2 separate regions of the Homo sapiens genome follow, and region 2 is linked to region 1. Evidence: read pairs that join two places in POLR2A ChIA-PET (ENCODE). Cell type or tissue: Panc1. All regions are shown on one strand. Each heading gives the region's core, and the rest is flanking DNA. Links, peaks and the distances in the headings are about the cores only.

Region 1 (2,913 bases), core at 249-2,748:
CCAATTCCCTCTGAAAGCAACAGAATAACATGATCTATACACGGATGCATGACACTTTGCCAAGCCCAATGTAATGAGAATAAAGTGTGAATAAAATAAATGGCTTCAAAATACAAAAAGCAAAGATGAAAAAATTACAGGGAGAAATCCATAATAGTGAGAGATTTGGCATGCCTCCATCATATATTAATACATCAAGCACAAAAGAAAATAGATTTGAGAAAATTAATGGATGTGATTTAACATACATACATAGTATTGGGAGATCATTCTTCACTAGTCTTTCATACTTCTGCACATCTTGTGAGTGCAGCTTTTGTTCTGGATTATCTGTTCAAGTATGTACAATGAATAGCCTTGGACTATAGAGACAGTGCCTCCCTCTGGAGTGAACAGCAAGTTTGTTCACCGCCCAGTCTAATAAAGACACTGCCTCCCTCTAGGTCAAAGTTTGAGGAGGTTTGTTTGCAGCTCATTACAAAAAACTGGAACTTCCTAGTCTTGAGGTTTCTCAGCTGTGAAACGCACACACTGCATCCACCTGGGCCTCTTCGTATTAGCCTCATGGGACTTACAGGGCGAGGAGAATCCACACAAGCATGAAGCTCATGCTGCTTGCTATGCTAGGGGTGAGTAATAAATCCTTTGTCTCTGATCCAGGAGTCTCATGTCTTCTGTCAGTATATATGAAACTGTGGCAAGCTAAGTTACTAGATTGCAAGTGTGATCAAATATCAGACCCTTCACAGTTCTTGACACATTGAAGGTTGCACCCAGCAGTAGACAATATACCATCTTCTTATGCACTGCATGGAGCAGACACTAATTACCCAGCACAATGCCTGCCACGTGAGAGACACCGAGTAAATGTCAGTTCTCATTTCTCTCCAGCACTCCTGTTCTTCTTATTTCCTTGAGCACTCAGCAGCCTCAGGGAAGGAATGAAGCAGGTAAACAGAAATCCGAGGCTAGTGTTAAAACAGTCTGGGCAATGGTTCTGTCCATCCTAGCATAAAATAGGAGCACAGGGAGCTAGAGTGATGTAGAACAACTTCCCCCCATGCTGTGTTGGCCCTATGCTGTGTGACTTCGTTATTTGATTTGGAGCAAGACCATTCCTAGGAAAGCAAATTCTGTATGCTTATATTCAAATGTCAAGACATTTTCCAAAGGTTCTATAAAAATTAAATCTAGATAATTAACCATCTTCTCATAGCTCAGAGCAGTGAGTGAGACACGGTCTCTGTCTTTGAAGAGCTCCCTGTCATATCAAGGCTTGGCAGTGAGGTGAGGAGATTGAGCTTGGTAGGTAAACTACTAACACAATGTACCATATCTCCAAACACCAAGGGAGCATGATCCATGATTAATTCTACTGAGGGAAGAAGGTGGCACAGAGGAGGTGATGTGTCTGAGGCCTGACCTGGTCTAGAATAATTTTGTCAGGAGGAAAGTGAGCTAACTCAGCTTCCAGGTTGCAGTGGCCCAAGGTGTGAAGTTCCTGTGATTGTTCAGCATCTCAGGGCAGATGGGGCCAAAGAAGGGGTGGCAAATGGAATATAACCAGTACCCTCAATTCAAGAGAGCAGGGAGGGTTGGGAGGAGAAGCTGCTGGTGAGCGAGAGAATTCAGAAATCACTGTAGGGAGAGATATCAGGTGATCTCCAGGTATCTTTTCTCCCACTGATGTGTGAGTTCTCTCGCTCACCAGTAGCTTCTCCAGGGTCTTTCCTCGAGCCCAGAAGGCTGAGAGGGGTCCTTGCTACCCTTTGAAAAAGGATGAGACCTGCTCATCACGGAACCCTACAGACACCTAAATGGGTCCAAGCAATACTTCTGATGCATTTCAAGGAGAAGGCTGGGCATTGGGGTGGCTGCTTCAGTAATGGGCAGTGGGACCCTTCCAGCTCTCCACAAGGTCTGTAGCCACACACAGCTGCCCTTGTCCTCAGAGCTGTGGTCCAACTGAAATCATGCCCTGTACCCAGGTCCTATGTCCCCTGACATATGGCCACAGAGAGACAGCTTATTGCTAAAAAACTACCCAGTAGGGAGAACTCAGAAGATCTATATGGCATGGTTCCTGGACACTTTACAGCAGATGTTAAAGTGTGTTGCCCTGAATGTCAGCCTCAAAAGCATCCTTAAAGCATCCCCGGTTCCCTCAAAGTCCTATATGGTCCTGTAATTCTTGACTTTCTTGAAATACTTTCGCAGTTTGCCACAGAGTCCCTTATTGATCTACACCACACCTCAGACTTGCAGAGAAAACAGCTCTTAAAATCTAGCATAGGGTGGATCTGATCTTCCTAACAAGCTGCTATCCATTGAGCAGAGAGTAGCAAAACACTTTTAGTCCGTGGAAGAGACTTCATTTGCTGCATTAGGTTAAATGAATCCTCTACATGATGTTCTGGCTAATAGGTGCTCAGCCTCTGAACGGGGTTCCTCCGTCAGCTTGGTCTCAGCTTTCCTTCCCTTTCTCTTGCCTCTCTGCAGAATGGCATCTGGAATGGGGTGTGGAGGTGGGGCTTCTGTCCCCATGACTGAAGAATAGGCACTTGGATTTGCAAGGTGGTTCTGATCTTCCCCAGTCTCCACTGGGTTACCTCCAGCCTGCCCTGGCCTGGCTCCATGGGGACATGAGGAGCCTTGGAGGTCTGAGGCTAGCAGGGGCTCTGGCCTTTATGTGGCCAGGTGTTTATTTTGCAAAGCCCAGACGAGGCCTGTGCTGGGTGGTCTGTGCTGGATACCATACCCAACCATATGCCAAACCAGGAGTCGGCTGGCCTCAGTGACAGGCCCAGGGTCTTCAGAGGTCCCTTGTCAACTGGAGTAGGGGTGTCTGAGGTACCATTCTAGGCTTCCTAAGTGGGCCCCATCACCCCCCTCCACCTTCCACAGTACTCCCGA
Region 2 (2,913 bases), core at 141-2,640, 70 kb before region 1:
GAGACTCCGTCTCAAAAAACAAAACAAAAAAAAAAGTAAGTAGAAAGAGGGGCCCGGGCGCGGTGGCTCACGCCTGGTAATCCCAACACTGTGGGAGGCCGAGGCGGGAGGATCACCTGAGGTCAGGAGTTTGAGACCAGCCTGGCCAACTTGGTGAAACCCTGTCTCTACTAAAAATACAAAAATTAGCGGGTCGTAGTGGCATGTGCCTGTAATCCCAGCTACTCGGGAGGCTGAGGCAGGAGAATCGCTTAAACCCGGGAGGTGGAGGTTGCAGTGAGCTGAGATCCTGCCATTGCACTCCAGCCTGGGCAATAAGAGCAAGACATCATCTCAAAAAAAAAGTAGAATGAGGGATGCCAACTTAATCTTGTATCTGTTTAGTGAGCTTCCAGCTTCATGAGCATGTCTCGTAAGAAGCAGGGATTGTGATCTGGTATCTACCCTACTGCCCCAACTAACTCTCTTGGTCATCTCTCTTTTGACTTATTCATTCACCAAAAACATTTTTTGAGGGCCTACATGTATGAAGCCCTGGAGCTACAAAAGCATATAAACCAGATAGCCAGATTTCCCACCTTCAAAGAATTTATCTCTTTTCTACACAAAAGTACCTAACAGTTTAGTATCACAGTACATTTTAGTGTTCATCTATTCTTTCCTGTTCTTTCCTGTTTCCCCCAACCCCTGTTTGCACACCCTCTCTCCTCGATACAAAAATCAAATCCACAAGTCAGGATGAGACAAGAAAAAAAGCCAATTATTAAACTTCTTTTTCTTTTTTTTGAGACGGAGTCTCATTCTGTCACCCAGGCTGGAGTGCGGTGGTGCAATCTTGGCTCACTGCAACCACCACCTCCTGGGTTCAAGCAGTTCTCCTGCCTCAGCCTCCTGAGTAGCTGGGACTACAGGTGTGCGCCACCACACCCAGCTAATTTTTGTATTTTTCATAGAGACGGGGTTTCACTATGTTGGCCAGGCTGGGCTCAAACTCCCAACCTCAGGTGATCCTCCCACCTTGGCCTCCCAGAGTGCTGGGATTATAGGTGTGAGCCACTGTGCCCAGCCCTAAACTTCTTTTTCAAGTCATTCCCCCTTCTCACCCAACACACGCATGCAGCCCTAAATGGAAATGAGGTCCTGGGGCATGAAGTGTCACTCAAGGCTCTTTCCTTTCCTAATAAGGAGGCAGAAGTTGATGCTACTCTAGGAAGGTAATACTTAGTAGGAAAAAAAGGTGATTCAAAATTAATGCCTAGACTAAGCAGTTTATAGAAAAAAATTAAAGCCTTACCTGGAACAGCCTACCTTATGTCTCTGTCTAGTTTTCTTTTAAAAGCAGAAAATTATCTTCTTGTTTTTAGCCTGCTGCTTGGAGGTATTTAATTAACAAAAAGAAAATCTTCCTTTCAGTAACACTTTAGGAATCGCAAGGTACCAACACATCAACCTGTGAGGCTGGAGGTGCAGAGGTGGTTTTTATATTCATTTTACAGGTGAGAAACCTGAGGTTCAAGGAGGTGTGAGAACTAGAAAGTGGTAGAGCATGGATTGGACTCCAGGTTTCCTGACTCCCAGTCCCTGGGAGCTTGCTACTGAATCCCAGTTACCTCTCTCTGAGGCAACATTTTCCTCCACAAAAATCAACATTCTCTCATGTATTCAGTAAACATCCTGCTTGTTGACTTTAAGTCACCGCCCTGAAATATGCTGTATGTCATGCATTTAGTTAAGTCAAAAGGAATTAAACCCAGGCGCAGTGGCTCACGCCTGTAATCCCAACACTTCGAGAGGCTGAGGGAGAAGGATCACTTGAGCTCCGGAGTTCTAGACCAGCCTGGGCAACATAGGGAGACCTCATCTCTATAAAAAGTTTAAAAATTAGCCAGGCATGGTGGCAGGCACCTGTAGTCCCAGCTGCTTAGGGGGCTGAGGCAGGAGGATCGCTTAAAGCTAGAGAGTCAAGGCTGCAGTGAGCCACAATCACACCACTGCACTCCAGCCTGGATGATAGAATGAGACCCAGTCTCTAAAAGCCAAAAAAAAAAAAAAGGAATCAAAATTCTTTCTTTCTTTAAAAAAAAAAAAAACAACTCCAGCAGCCATAAAAAAGAATGAGTCCATGTCCTTTGCAGGGACATGGATGAAGCTGGAAGCCGTCATTCTCAGCAAACTGACACAGGAACAGAAAACCAGACACCACATGTTCTCACTCATAAGTGGGAGTTGAACAATGAGAACTCATGGACATAGGGAGGGGAACATCACACACCAGCGCCTGTCAGGGGGTGGGGGGCAAGAGGAGGGAGAGCATTAGGACAAATACCTAATCTATGTGGGGCTTAAAACCTAGATGATGGGTTGATGGGTGCAGCAAACCACCAGCGCACATGTATCCCTATGTAACAAACCTGCACATTCTGCACATGTATCCCAGAACTTAAAGTAAAATAATAATAATTTTTTAAAAAGATCTGAATAGGAAACATTTGTCATCTATTGTCTCTAAGGGTAGCCACTATAAGACTTCAAAAGAACATTGGTCTTTACAGTCTTTTATCTTAACCTGAACATTTCCTTTCTATGGATCCCAGGTCTTTAGGCAAATGCAACCAATTATCAACCAGAAAATATTTAAACTTACCTATAGCCTGGAAGCCCCTCACCACCACCGGCTTTGAGTTGTCCCACCTTTTAGGACCAAACCAATGTATTTCTTAAATGTATTTGATTGATGTCTCATACCTCCTTAAATTGTATAAAAACAAGCTGCACCCTGACCATCTTGAGCACATGTACTCAGGACCTCTTGAGGGCTGTGTCACAGACCATGGTCACTCATGTTTGTCTCAGAATAAATCTCTTCAAATACTAAAAAAAAAAAAAAAAAAAAAAACCTCCAGAATTTTACTT

Evidence for each region. Peaks named below come from ENCODE experiments on the same cell type or tissue, not always from the same donor. Only the 100,000 strongest peaks of a DNase experiment are listed, where the experiment ranks them.
Region 2: POLR2A ChIA-PET joins it to region 1 with 6 read pairs; 5 of 35 experiments call an interaction of 5 or more read pairs at or near these places.

What each region holds. Positions count from the first base shown.
Region 1 is chr2:20,077,196-20,080,108 of GRCh38, forward strand. The region is part of intron 2 of LAPTM4A-DT (LAPTM4A divergent transcript); the gene reads left to right. Among named protein-coding and RNA genes, the nearest start is that of LAPTM4A-DT, 27 kb to the left of the region's middle. In Panc1, for the core only: no CTCF peak of the experiment used is centred there; no DNase peak of the experiment used is centred there.
Region 2 is chr2:20,007,195-20,010,107 of GRCh38, forward strand. All of the region lies in intron 1 of MATN3 (matrilin 3), which reads right to left. Among named protein-coding and RNA genes, the nearest start is that of MATN3, 4.0 kb to the right of the region's middle. In Panc1, for the core only: no CTCF peak of the experiment used is centred there; a DNase peak (open chromatin) is centred at 1,687.